3 separate regions of the Homo sapiens genome follow, and regions 1 and 3 are each linked to region 2. A link is a contact called in ENCODE Hi-C or POLR2A ChIA-PET data. All regions are on one chromosome and are shown on one strand. Each heading gives the region's core, a stretch centred on a gene start or an enhancer-like site at or near the end of the contact. The rest is flanking DNA. Distances are from core to core; before and after follow the strand shown.

Evidence for each region. Hi-C counts contacts between places; a loop is a spot of excess contacts on that map. ChIA-PET counts read pairs that join two places held with the same protein, here RNA polymerase II (POLR2A). Pooled maps may share reads with other maps.
Region 1: a loop to region 2 is called in a map with no recorded cell type, with 7 times the contacts of the local background. The contact joins the promoter of MRPL47 here to the enhancer-like site in region 2. A Hi-C loop is called at or near these places in 9 of 37 single-sample maps with no recorded cell type and 8 of 50 pooled maps.
Region 3: a map with no recorded cell type shows a loop between it and region 2 (7-fold over the local background). The contact joins the promoter of ACTL6A here to the enhancer-like site in region 2. A Hi-C loop is called at or near these places in 4 of 37 single-sample maps with no recorded cell type and 4 of 50 pooled maps. POLR2A ChIA-PET finds 5 or more read pairs at or near these places in 1 of 52 experiments (OCI-LY7).

Annotation. Positions count from the first base shown.
Region 1 is chr3:179,602,547-179,606,447 of GRCh38, reverse strand. It overlaps MRPL47 (mitochondrial ribosomal protein L47), which reads left to right and starts at 1,810. Exons shown (of 7, transcript NM_020409.3): 1 at 1,810-1,921; 2 at 3,651-3,796. The coding sequence starts at 1,824. It overlaps NDUFB5 (NADH:ubiquinone oxidoreductase subunit B5), which reads right to left and starts at 1,654. Exons shown (of 6, transcript NM_002492.4): 1 at 1,509-1,654. The coding sequence starts at 1,632. RefSeq lists enhancers at 1,069-1,158, 1,189-1,348, 787-1,653, 1,529-1,728, 1,654-2,520.
Region 2 is chr3:179,960,073-179,963,788 of GRCh38, reverse strand. All of the region lies in intron 2 of PEX5L (peroxisomal biogenesis factor 5 like), which reads left to right. All of the region lies in intron 1 of LOC124909463 (a long non-coding RNA gene), which reads right to left. Among named protein-coding and RNA genes, the nearest start is that of PEX5L-AS2, 64 kb to the right of the region's middle. RefSeq lists a silencer at 1,826-1,875. Within about 2 kb of position 2,193, at least 2 of the 41 ENCODE cell types and tissues checked have a DNase peak (open chromatin) inside an H3K27ac peak, as active enhancers do; they include OCI-LY7, where a contact is called at or near this core.
Region 3 is chr3:179,560,728-179,564,257 of GRCh38, reverse strand. ACTL6A (actin like 6A) reads right to left here and starts at 1,332. Exons shown (of 14, transcript NM_004301.5): 1 at 1,141-1,332. The coding sequence starts at 1,165. RefSeq lists a silencer at 1,241-1,470.

The sequences.
Region 1 (3,901 bases), core at 561-3,060, 360 kb after region 2:
AGAATCGCCTGAACGCAGGAGGCAGAGGTTGCAGTGACCCAAGATCACGCCATTGCACTCCAGCCTGGGCAACAGAGCAAGACTCCGTCTTGAAAAAAATAAAAATAAAAAAGGATGCTTGACACGTAACAGGTGCTCAGTAAATGTTGGCTATTATTTAGTGACACATTATTTAATAATTGAGTCAGTTTCCTCATCTGTAAAATGAAAATAACATTGTAATTTCTTTGCAGAGTCTCTGAGATAATAAAGTACACTGAATATCAAGCATTTGATCTTTGCTATGATTATTCACACCGCCATGATGCAACTCACTGTCTCCAAGGAGGTCCAAATAGCCCTATTAAGACTGTATTGGTCAGGTGCAGTGGCTTACGCCTATAATCCCAGCACTTTGGGAGGCTGAGGTGGGCGGATCATTTGAGGTGAGGAGTTCGAGACCAGCCTGGCCAACATGGTGAAACCCCATCTCTACTAAATATACAAAAATTAGCCAGGCGTGGTGGTGTGCACCTGTAGCCTCAGCTACTGGGGAGGCTGAGGCGGGAGAATCGCTTGAACCCGGGGGGTGGAGATTGCAGTGAGCCAAGATGGTGCCACTGCACTCCAGCCTGGGTGACAGAGTGAGACTGTCTCAAAAGAAAAAAAAAAAAAGACTGTATTATGACTTTCCTGAGACCTAGGCACTTTTGCCTTCAAGGGCCCCTTCGTCTAAGTTATTAAAAATAATATTTTATGACTGCATTGGTATAAAACGAACATAATACAGGCTGGATTCGTTATCATATTCATAAACATTATGGTTTTTTTAAAAAAGAAATTTAAATTAAAAGACTTTCGTAGACCCCTAAAACTATCATGGGTTCAGGCAGGAGAATCGCTTGAACCCAGGAGGCGGAGGTTGCAGTGAGCCAAGATCGCGCCACTGCACTCCAGCCTGGGCAACAGAGTGAGACTCTGTCTCAAAAAACAAACAAACAAAACAAAACAAAACAAAAACCTCTCTTCCTCCCCAGTTCATCTGCATCTCATTATTGGGCGGCACGGTACTTACTGTGCCTAAAGAATAAGTTGGCCCTGAGCCTCTTTACCTGTCTACATATTACCTGTCTTCATATTCCTTAGCATAGGTGGGCTTCTCGGCAAGATGACTTTGCATCTGTGGGACTAGAACCTAGCCTTTGGGCAGGTGGAACGCAACAATAAGCTTGTGCCCTAGAGATACAGATCTCAGCTCTATACCTTTCTAGACTCAGCTTCATCCGCAAATTAGCATTAATTGGGATGGTGAATAACAACGTTTTAGAAATGCTAATAATGTAAACACGATCTATCTGGCTACTTCAGGAAAACCCCTCATATAGCTCGTGCTCCGTCTCTCCTGTCAAGCCCCAAGCCCACAACTTGTCCCGGCTCCCTCCGGATCCCACCAAGGTCACCCTGGAAGCGTCCTCCCTTTTCTCGCCCCGCACCCGCTTCACGCCCGTTCTCCCTAGGCCAGCACCCACCAGCAGCCTTCGGAAAGCCACGAGTGAGGAAGCCCCCAAATCCGAGGCGAGTGCCAAGGGGCCGGCCAGACAGAGCTGCCACCGCAGTAACCGAAACCCGCCGCAACAAACTCATGGCCGCCATGGCTACTACGGGCAGGAGGAAGAAGGGAGGCGGGTCACGGAAGCTGAGAGAGCCAATTTACCAATGAGGACAAAGGCAGGATGTGGCCATCTTAAGTGAGGGCAAGTTTTCTATTCTCCTCACCGCCGGCTTGAGACGCCGGAAGTGACGCTATCGTTGGCGGAAACGCGTTTTGCCAGTTATGCGAAAACATGGCTGCGGCCGGTTTGGCCCTTCTTTGTAGGAGAGTTTCATCCGCCCTGAAATCTTCCCGATCGTTAATAACTCCTCAGGTCCCTGCCTGCACAGGGTAAGTGATGTATAAAGTAGGTTTGCCCACCTCTCCAACTTTGGATCTTGTTTGGTTGCCGAGATGCCGAGATGCCGAGAACAACTCAAGAATGGAACGGCCGCCTGGATGGCAGAGCCGGAGCCCACTTTGGTGAGGAGTGAGTGACCTTGGAGAAGTCGCTCACCTCCGACATTTCTATTCCTTCCTCATTTTGTTGCTGCCTGCTGTGGACAAGACAGTATATGGGGTTTGTAGATGTCCAGCATTTGTTGAAGTAAATACATCTATAAGTACAGAAGCATCCTCTTGGGCTGGGTGAGGTGCGAAAAACTTTACCGAAGATGTTTTTGTTGTGATACTCAAGTCTGTGTCAAGTTTGGATGGATTAAAAAAGAAGAGATATTTGTATTTACAGGATGTGTTACAATGAAAGTAACTGGTAACTTAGTAACTTCTTTTATTTATTTATTTTTCTTGGTCCTGGATCCAGTGAAGTATCCATTTATTACATTGGTTGCCATGACTCTTTAGTCTCTATCCGGAACAATTTCTTTTTTTTTTTTTTCTTAATGTTGTTGACATTTTGATGAGATTAGCTTTTTAAGAATCTTATTCATTTGGATTTGTCTGATTGTTTCCTCATTATAAGATTTAGGCTAAATATTTTTGGTAGGGATACAACACTTGTGATAAACTTCATTATTTAGTTTCAAATCATCTCAGGTCGTTAACTATTTTTTAAAAACAGGATTTTTGAATTACTGCATAATAATTTATCATCCAGATGCACAGTAATTTTTAAACCATTCTTAGCTGCGTATTTACATAATTAAAAACTTGACATCCTATATAGTGCTTTAATAAACATCTTAATTTATAAATTCCCATCTATAATAATTTTTTCAGTTGAAACTTCTAGATGCAGAATTACTGAATTAAAGGAGGAAGTATTTGAGGCTCCTGATACATGTTGCAAAATTGTGAGGTTTTTTTGTTTTTGTTTTTTGAGACAGGGACTGACTCTGTCGCCCAGGCTGGAGTGCAATGGTGTGATCTCAGCTCACTGAAACCTCTGCCTCCCAGGCTCAAAGCGTCCTCCCACCTCAGCCTCCCGAGTAGTTGGGACTATAAGGCACGTGCTACTATGCCTGGCTAATTTTTGTATTTTTGTTAAAGATGAGGTTTTGCCATCTTGCCCAGGCTGGTCTTGAGCTCCTGGGCTCAAAGTGATCCTCCCACCTCGGCCTTCCAAATTTCTGGGATAACAGGTGTGAGCCACCGTGCCCAGCCCACATGTTGCAAAATTGACTGCTCTTTTTACCTGCGCTTGCACCCATTAGCAATGTAAGAAGGACCCAAAAATGTTACCTTAAAATATAATTGTGTAACTATGTTACCTCTGAAATTATAAGGTAGCAGCTTCTATAATGCAGTATTAACAATACTTTCTAAAGCATTTTCAAAATTTATTGTGGCCAAGCATGGTGGCTCATCCCTGTAATTCCAGCACTTTGGGAGGCCAAGGTGGGAGGATCACTTGAGCCCAGGAGTTCGAGACCAGCCTGGACAACATAGTGAGACCCAGTCTCTAAATAAGAAAAAAAAATTAATTCTTGTGCAGAAACCCTGAGTAGCTTTTTAAAATGTTATCGATGACAAAATGATTATGTTTATTATGATAATGTTTATTGCTTATAAAATCCAGATATTATAAAACTTTTACTTGTTTATGTGTGTTCAATTGCAGGTTTTTTCTTAGTTTGTTGCCTAAGAGTACACCAAATGTGACATCCTTTCACCAATATAGATTACTTCATACCACATTGTCAAGGAAAGGACTAGAAGAATTTTTTGATGACCCAAAAAACTGGGGGCAAGAAAAAGTAAAATCTGGTGAGATACTTGGATTTGTCAACATTAGATATATTTATGGAACCCCCCCCCCCGCCCCGCCCAACCATCGTTCTAGGATTATATATCCAGTTTAGGAATTATTTA
Region 2 (3,716 bases), core at 944-3,443:
GTGGGAGCTGGCCCCAGTAGAGGTGGCAGCACGTATCAGCTTCAGCGGATTGCCACCTTGTTGGAAATGGGCTCAGTGTCACCACACATAGGAATTTTTCAAAAAAGGCATTAATCTCTGCTTTTTTACATGTTTATAATCTTTTTTAAAATTTTAAACAGTATATAATCAGACAAAATAGTCTGTGTATACAACCCATGGGGTCCAGTTTATGACTTGCTATATTCATGAGTCTCTAAGATCCAGGAAGAGTCCTATGTGCTCTCCTCTGTTTCTCTCCCATTTTACACTTTCCCCATTGAAAATTAACCTAACCTAGTTGTTGATCTGATTAAATTAATGGACATTAAGTTATCATTGACGCTGGCCTTATGTTCCTTGGGAAATTGAAGTACTTCCAAAGAAAACTGGCCAATTTAAAATGTAAAAAATCCCCATTTGATAAAATGAGTAGGGCAGTTATTTATGAGCAGGAGGCATTGCTGATGTTTCTACCTATGCAGGACTGTGTTTACTGTCTTCTGCTCTTGCCAGCCTAGCCATCTCTGTGAGTAAACAAGGTTCTAGCATTGTTGAGTAACAAGCACACACCTAGCTCTCCTCTACCAGTCCATCTTCCCCAGTTTTCCAAGCAGTAATGCAACTAACTCACAGGGCTCAGTTAAAAACTGTAATCACCAAGAGAGACATCATGAGTCACCATCTCAAGTTCAACAAATATCTGAAATGCTATCAGGTATCTTTACTTTAAGATATTAATATTCAGCCTATGTTCATTACATGCAGCATAAAAGAAAAATACTAGACTTTCAAGCTGGAAAAATGTATTGCTGTTAAGTCATTTTCAAATAGCCCATGTTTTCTTTCTTTTTAATCTAATAGGGAGAAGTGCTGGCACAATGTTTAGTCAGTGAGAAAACAAATGCATAATTGAAATGACATGAGCTGACAGGTTGAGTGTAAAAATGATGTTATATATGAAAGTAACAGTCAGAGACAGTAGTACTTAAAATTAGACTCAGCCATTTGGTAGAGAAATTGAAAAGAAACCTATTCAGCCTTTTATTGTGGAAGGAGTGTTGCCGTACTTATTTATTTTTGCTGTTGATTTTTAAGTAGGTTCATCTGATCAAAATAAGAACTGTAAATATTAGATCTGGAAGGAATTTCAGAAGATAATCTAATCCAGTGGATTAAAAAATTAAAAATTCCATCCCATGGAACCCATTTCTAGTCACCTTAATAGGGGAAGGAGTGTGTATGATTATGGTGATAGCACTTAAGGAACAACTTAGGTGTATAGATAAACTTTGATGAAAAGATATTGTTCTAAGAAGCTTAATCATATTACTTGTTATAATCAAAATAAGTTAAGCAAGTCTTGGAGTAAAAAGGTAACTTGACTGGGTTCACCAGGTTACTTCACATCACAGGCAATATTTGAACTTGGGATCTGCAGCCTCTAGTCTTGAGTTCATTCAGCCACTCCTGTAACTGCCTTTCTAAATTATGATACTTCCTCTCCTTTCTTCCAAATGTCCCATGTTGGTAAGATAAGCATAGTAATCAAACCAGAATAGTCATTTGAGAAAAGTGTGTATTTCAAGTGCACAGCTAAAAGTCTATTTGTCTGATAGATTTTTATAAAAAGATGTTTATATTAGATACCTCCTAACTCTTCATAAAATGGTTCTCACAAACTTTGTGACATCTTCCCAGTATCCATCAGGGTATAGATATTAAAGATTTTTAAAGTAAACTTTGAAATCTCCTAAACTACTCTGGGATTAACAAAGTGTTTCCTCCCTGTTGACACAGATGGTTTTTCTACAGCTCATCTCTCAGGGCCTCTCCACCTGGTTCAGTTTATCATCTCCCCCTCAACTGGCCATGGTGATTGTGAACCGTATCGACAGTTCAGCTTTCAGGCCCATCCGTTTTGAAGTCAGCTGCCAGTGCTTTTGTCTAATGAACCATGCAGGTGAACTCGGTGATTACTGATTGAATCAGCGTCTATTGTCAGAAGGGCTTTGAAAACCAGTTGTGAGTGGAAATATTTGTCCCTCAATGATTTATGTTATAAATTCAATTTTATCACTTATAATAAAAATGACAAAGGATCAGGAAGACCATACAAAATATTTTTCTTATTTTCATATTTAAACAACAGGGAGAGTTTACAGAGTAAAGTTCCCTTTTTCTCTTCGACTTTGGACTGAGATGCCCACGCTCTGCCATTGCCCCGACCTTGTCATTCTGTGGTTGCGCTTTTACTTCTCTCCATCCAGACTTTACAGTGCATGTCTTTTCTTCTCTGCTCAGCACCACTCTCTGATCCCTGCCTCTGGAACGTGTCTCTTATTCTGACACTGCATATATAAGGTTTGACAGAAATGCAGTTCTTGCAAACCTGTTTTTTTTTTTATGCTCCATTGCTTTCTTCCTTTTCTCCAAAACAACTCTAGAATTCTGTCATTTCCATTTTTGGTTTAATTTTTCACATGGTTTACCCCCAGTTGAAATGGGTACCACTTCCTTCCTGTCTTGTGATCTAGGAAACACACACACACACACACACACACACACATACACATACACAAGTGATCATTCAATACAATTGTTATTTATTCCTCATCGTATTTTTTGGCCAAATGATCTCATTCTTGAAATATATGAATAAGTAACTTATTAAAGAAATGGAAATGGTGAGAGAATGTACCATCCAGGCTTTGTGCTGGATGTTCTGAATAGAAAAAACATTCATTCATCACTTTGTTTTCTAACAAAATTATCTCATTTGTATAATTTGTGAATAATTAACTAATTTTGTTGTAGAAAAACACTAAGCATAGAAGTTGTTTTCTTCCAGTCAAGGGTTGTTCAGTTATCACTTCCCTGCATTCTCAGCTTCTCTCTTTAAACTTTAAATGTGTCCCCAAAATTGACACATGAAATTTTATGAACTATTGGAGTAGTCCCTGAAAAAAATGAGCTATGTTGCATAAGTTGATGGATTTCATTAATCAAATCATTTACTACAAGATAAAACATATTGAGCTCATAAACAGGTTAGATATTGTTAAATTTTTAAGCTAAAAATGTAAAACCTTGTAAACTTTGCATTTTTTAAAAAAGGAAGCAACTTGTTTTTGTCTAGATGAATGAGCCATTTTAATTTTGCATCCAGACTCCAAGGAACTTGAGTTAAAATCATACCCTTGGATCAGGACTTTTATGAACAACAGTAGCAATACCCCATGGACCCCAACACTGCTTAGCTTACTGGTGAGCACCCAATACATAGTGAGAACTAATGTTTCCCACTGTCTCCCAAATAAAATGCAAACTCCTCCACTGGGCTTGCAGGCTGTCCATTGTCATCCAGCCCCTAACTACCTCATTGTGCTTATCTAATGCCCCCTCAACTTCATGCCCCATTCATACTGAACACCTTGAAGCATCGAGTGTTTGATGTTCTTCCTCCCTTCACACTTTGCTCTTGCTCTTCCTTCTGCCTATGTGTAAGAATATAACATATATCACAAATATTTTGGCATATCTGCTAGAAGTAGAGGATATAGATTGCAAGGAAGGAGACCTCCTCATAGTTCTGACCAAGGCTGGCCCCTTGGAGAATCCAAATGGTAAGAGAACAAAGAGGGAAAGAGCAAGTCCCCCTAGGTTCTGTAGATGGACAGACTTCTTCAGCTTTACAA
Region 3 (3,530 bases), core at 83-2,582, 400 kb after region 2:
CAGTAACAACAGCAATAGTCTGGATTTGTTTTCTGGGTCTCTAACTCATCAAACACAACCCAACACATGAATTATATGTATCAGTGTTTCGATTAACCTGCAGATCTTGCAAAAATGGAGGCTCTAAATCAGTAGATTCTGAATGACGCGTGAGATCCTGCATTTCTAACAGGCTTGCAGGTGATGCTGACACTGCTGGTCCATGGGCCAGACTTTAAGTGGCAAATGCAGCATTATTTCATTTAACCTTCATGCCCACCCCCATCGGCTAGGAATTATTCCATAAATGAGGCCTGAAGTTGGAAAGTTACATAAACTGCCCAAGACCAAAGCGCTTAATAAAGAGTGAGGTGGATATTTCAACCCAGGTCTGTAACCCCCGGCACCTGGTAATCTTCCTACCACACCACAGTCTAATCAAAGAAAGTGAAAAAATAACACGCCTAGGACCCCCAGCAAACTTTCTGGGCATCCTTAAATTACACGTGCTCCTGAATTGATCTCAAACAGACCCGCCCACGAGTCACTCTGGAGACTCCGCAGCCAAAAAACAGGCAAGAGTTACTGAAAGGTGAGGCAGCTCGCGCATGGGGCGCAGACGGGGAGGAGGCAGTACCCTAAGTGGCCGCCGCTTCCCTAGTCAGTTCTACGGCTTGAGGCTCGCTTTGCCACCTATGGGACACTCTGGGAACCCTCCGTCCACGCTTGCAAACCGCCGGGACCTTCCAAGTTTAGGCGGGCGCACACGCGTCCCGACACAGCTGAGTCCAGGAGGCACTCGGGGAGATGCGACCCTGGGGCGGTCACCCAAGCCGGGGCCCGGCGGCCGGCTAGACTGAGCCTCCCGCCCAGCCCCGAGGCTCCCTAGAGAACCGAGCGCGCACCCCAAAACCCTGCTCCTCCGGGGACAGAGGCAGGAAGAGGCCACAGAGAGCCGCCACTTCAGGGAGCCCGAGGAGCACGGCGAGCCGGGTGGGCTCCGGGGGCGGGCAGAGCGTGGGGCGGGGACGGGGCGGGGAGGCCGGGGTCCCGAGAGGGGGAGACCGGAAGGGAACGCCGGGGAGGGGAGGGCTGGGAGCGGCGGTTACAAACCCCACACGCCGAAAAGGCGCGCTCTCTCGTCCGGCCGCACTCACTCACCTCCCCCGTACACGCCGCCGCTCATGGCTGCTGCCGGCGCGACTCCTACCCTAAGGGCTAACTGGCGAAGTGACTGCAGTGGCCGCGACTGCGAGTCTCGAGGAGCGATAGCCCCTGACTCCCTTAACTTCCACCGCCACCCACCTCAGGCAACAAAGCGGCGTCCACACACCCCGGAGCTCAGCCACACTTGCTGGCTCCTCCTATCAGCCAATCACTAGGGTCCAGGCCTAAGTCTAGCCAATCAGAATGCGGCTGCGCCGCATCCCCGCCGCGGCCCAGCAGGTTTAGCCAATCGAAGGCAGCCATGGGGGCGGGAAAGAGGAAAGCGACAGCAGGACAGAAGGAGTTGGGTTGCGGAGCTGGAGGGGGCGGAGCTTCCCGGGTGGGCGAGGGAATGGGCGGAGGCAGTGGGAGAAGAAGGAGGAAGGCTGGAAGAAGCATGGGGGCGGGACTAGGAGGTGCGTCTGGGCGCTGAGGAGCGGCGGGAACCCGGGTAGGGGAAGGTAGACCCCTGGAAATTGAACGGGTGTCTCCACGCCGAGATTCCTGTCCAGTGACTGTGGGGAATGCGGATTTCTTTCTTTTTTTCTTCAGAAAAAGTATTTTAAACTAACTTTTATGTTGAAAAAGTAAAAATTTTGCGCTCCACTTTGGGATAGGGGAATCAGTAAATCAGACAAATTGATAGGATCTTGCAGTTTTTAAAATGGTTATTAATAAGTAAAAGAAGAATGAAATTATGCGGTATCCCAGCTAAACCTAGGTAGCGCTTTAAAAACTATTAAAAAACTTACTCATTTCTTTAAAAAAAAAAAAAAATTTCAGGCCGGGCGTGGTGGCTCATGCGTGTAATCCGAGCACTTTGGTAGGCCGAGGCGGGCAGATCACAAGGTCAGGAGTTCGAGACCAGCCTAGGCAACACAGTGAAACCCTGTGTCTACTAAAAATGAGAAAAGTAGCCGGGCCTGTAGTCCCAGCTACGCAGGAGGCTGAGGCAGGAGAGTCGCTTGAACCCGGGAGGCAGAGGTTGCAGTGAGCCGAGATTGCGCCACTGCACTCCAGCCTGGGCGACAGAGCAAGACTCTGTCTCAAAAAAAAAAAAAATCAATTTCTTTTATCCTGTGAGAGGTATTTAAAACAGCTAATCAATCTTCATTCAAGCAAGCACCCAATCCTAAATAGGCATCCCAAAAACAGCCTTAGTCCCCTATTTCTACCAGCCTAGTCCAGATCACCTTCCTTTATCCCCAGATTACTGCAACAACTTGTTGCTGTGTCCCTTTGCCACTCTTGATCAAGGGAGCTTCATCTGTGAAAACGCCCAAACCCGATCAGGACACTCCAGCGCTCAAACCCTTAAGATTGCTGCCTATCCTTGTAATTGATCCTTGTCTAGAGTCTAGACATGCAGTGCCTACTTTTAACCTTAGAAACGATTGACTAAAACCCCATCAGTCTCAGTGGCAGAGGGTGGCAGAAAGTGATGAGGCAGTAGGGTGGGAAAAAAGGCTAGCGGGAAAACTCTTTCCCATTCACTTGACAATATAATCACAGTGTATCTGACCATTTAGAAAAGCCCTATTAACCCAGTGAGATAATGCAGATGTGTGTCAGCACACTATGGCACTAGGGCCAAATCCAGTCTTTTGTGTGTGGGGTGGGGAGGGGAGGTGGGGAAAAGGGGAAGCAGGTGGGAAGACTGCCTTTTTTTTTTTTTTTTTTTGGCCTTGAGCTAAGAATGATTATTTCTGTTTTTAAATTATTATTTAAAATATTTTAAAGAATAATATGTGACAGGTTGGGCATGGTGGCTCACAGCTGTAATCCTAGCACTTTGGGAGGTCCAAGCAGGAGGATCGCTTGAGGCCAGGAGTTCAAGACCAGCCTGGGCAACACAGGGAGACCCCCGTCTCTACAAAAAATTTTAAAATTATCTGGGTATGGTGGTGCATGCCCCCTAGCTACTCTGGAGGCTAGGGTGAGAGGATTGCTTGAGCCTGGGAGTTCAAAGCTTCAGTGAGTCGTGATCTCCCCACTGCACTCCAGCCTGGGTGACAAAGCAAGTCCCTGAAAAAAAAAAAAAAAAAGAAAAAAAGAAAACAAAAGAAAGAAGGAGAGAGATGTGAAAACTATGTGAAATTCACACTTCAGTGACCTTAAACTAAGTTTTATTAGGACACAGCCCACACTTACTCATTTATGACTATTTTGCTCTGTAAGGGTAGAGTTGAGTAGTTGGGAGACAGAGACTATGTGTCCCACTCAGCTGGAGAATACATTTATTACTGGACCCTTTACAAGAAGAGTTTGCAGACCTGAGCTAACACATGTAATATAACCAGCATAGCGTGCATAAGTACCCTATGTTAACTGTTGTCCCCATTATT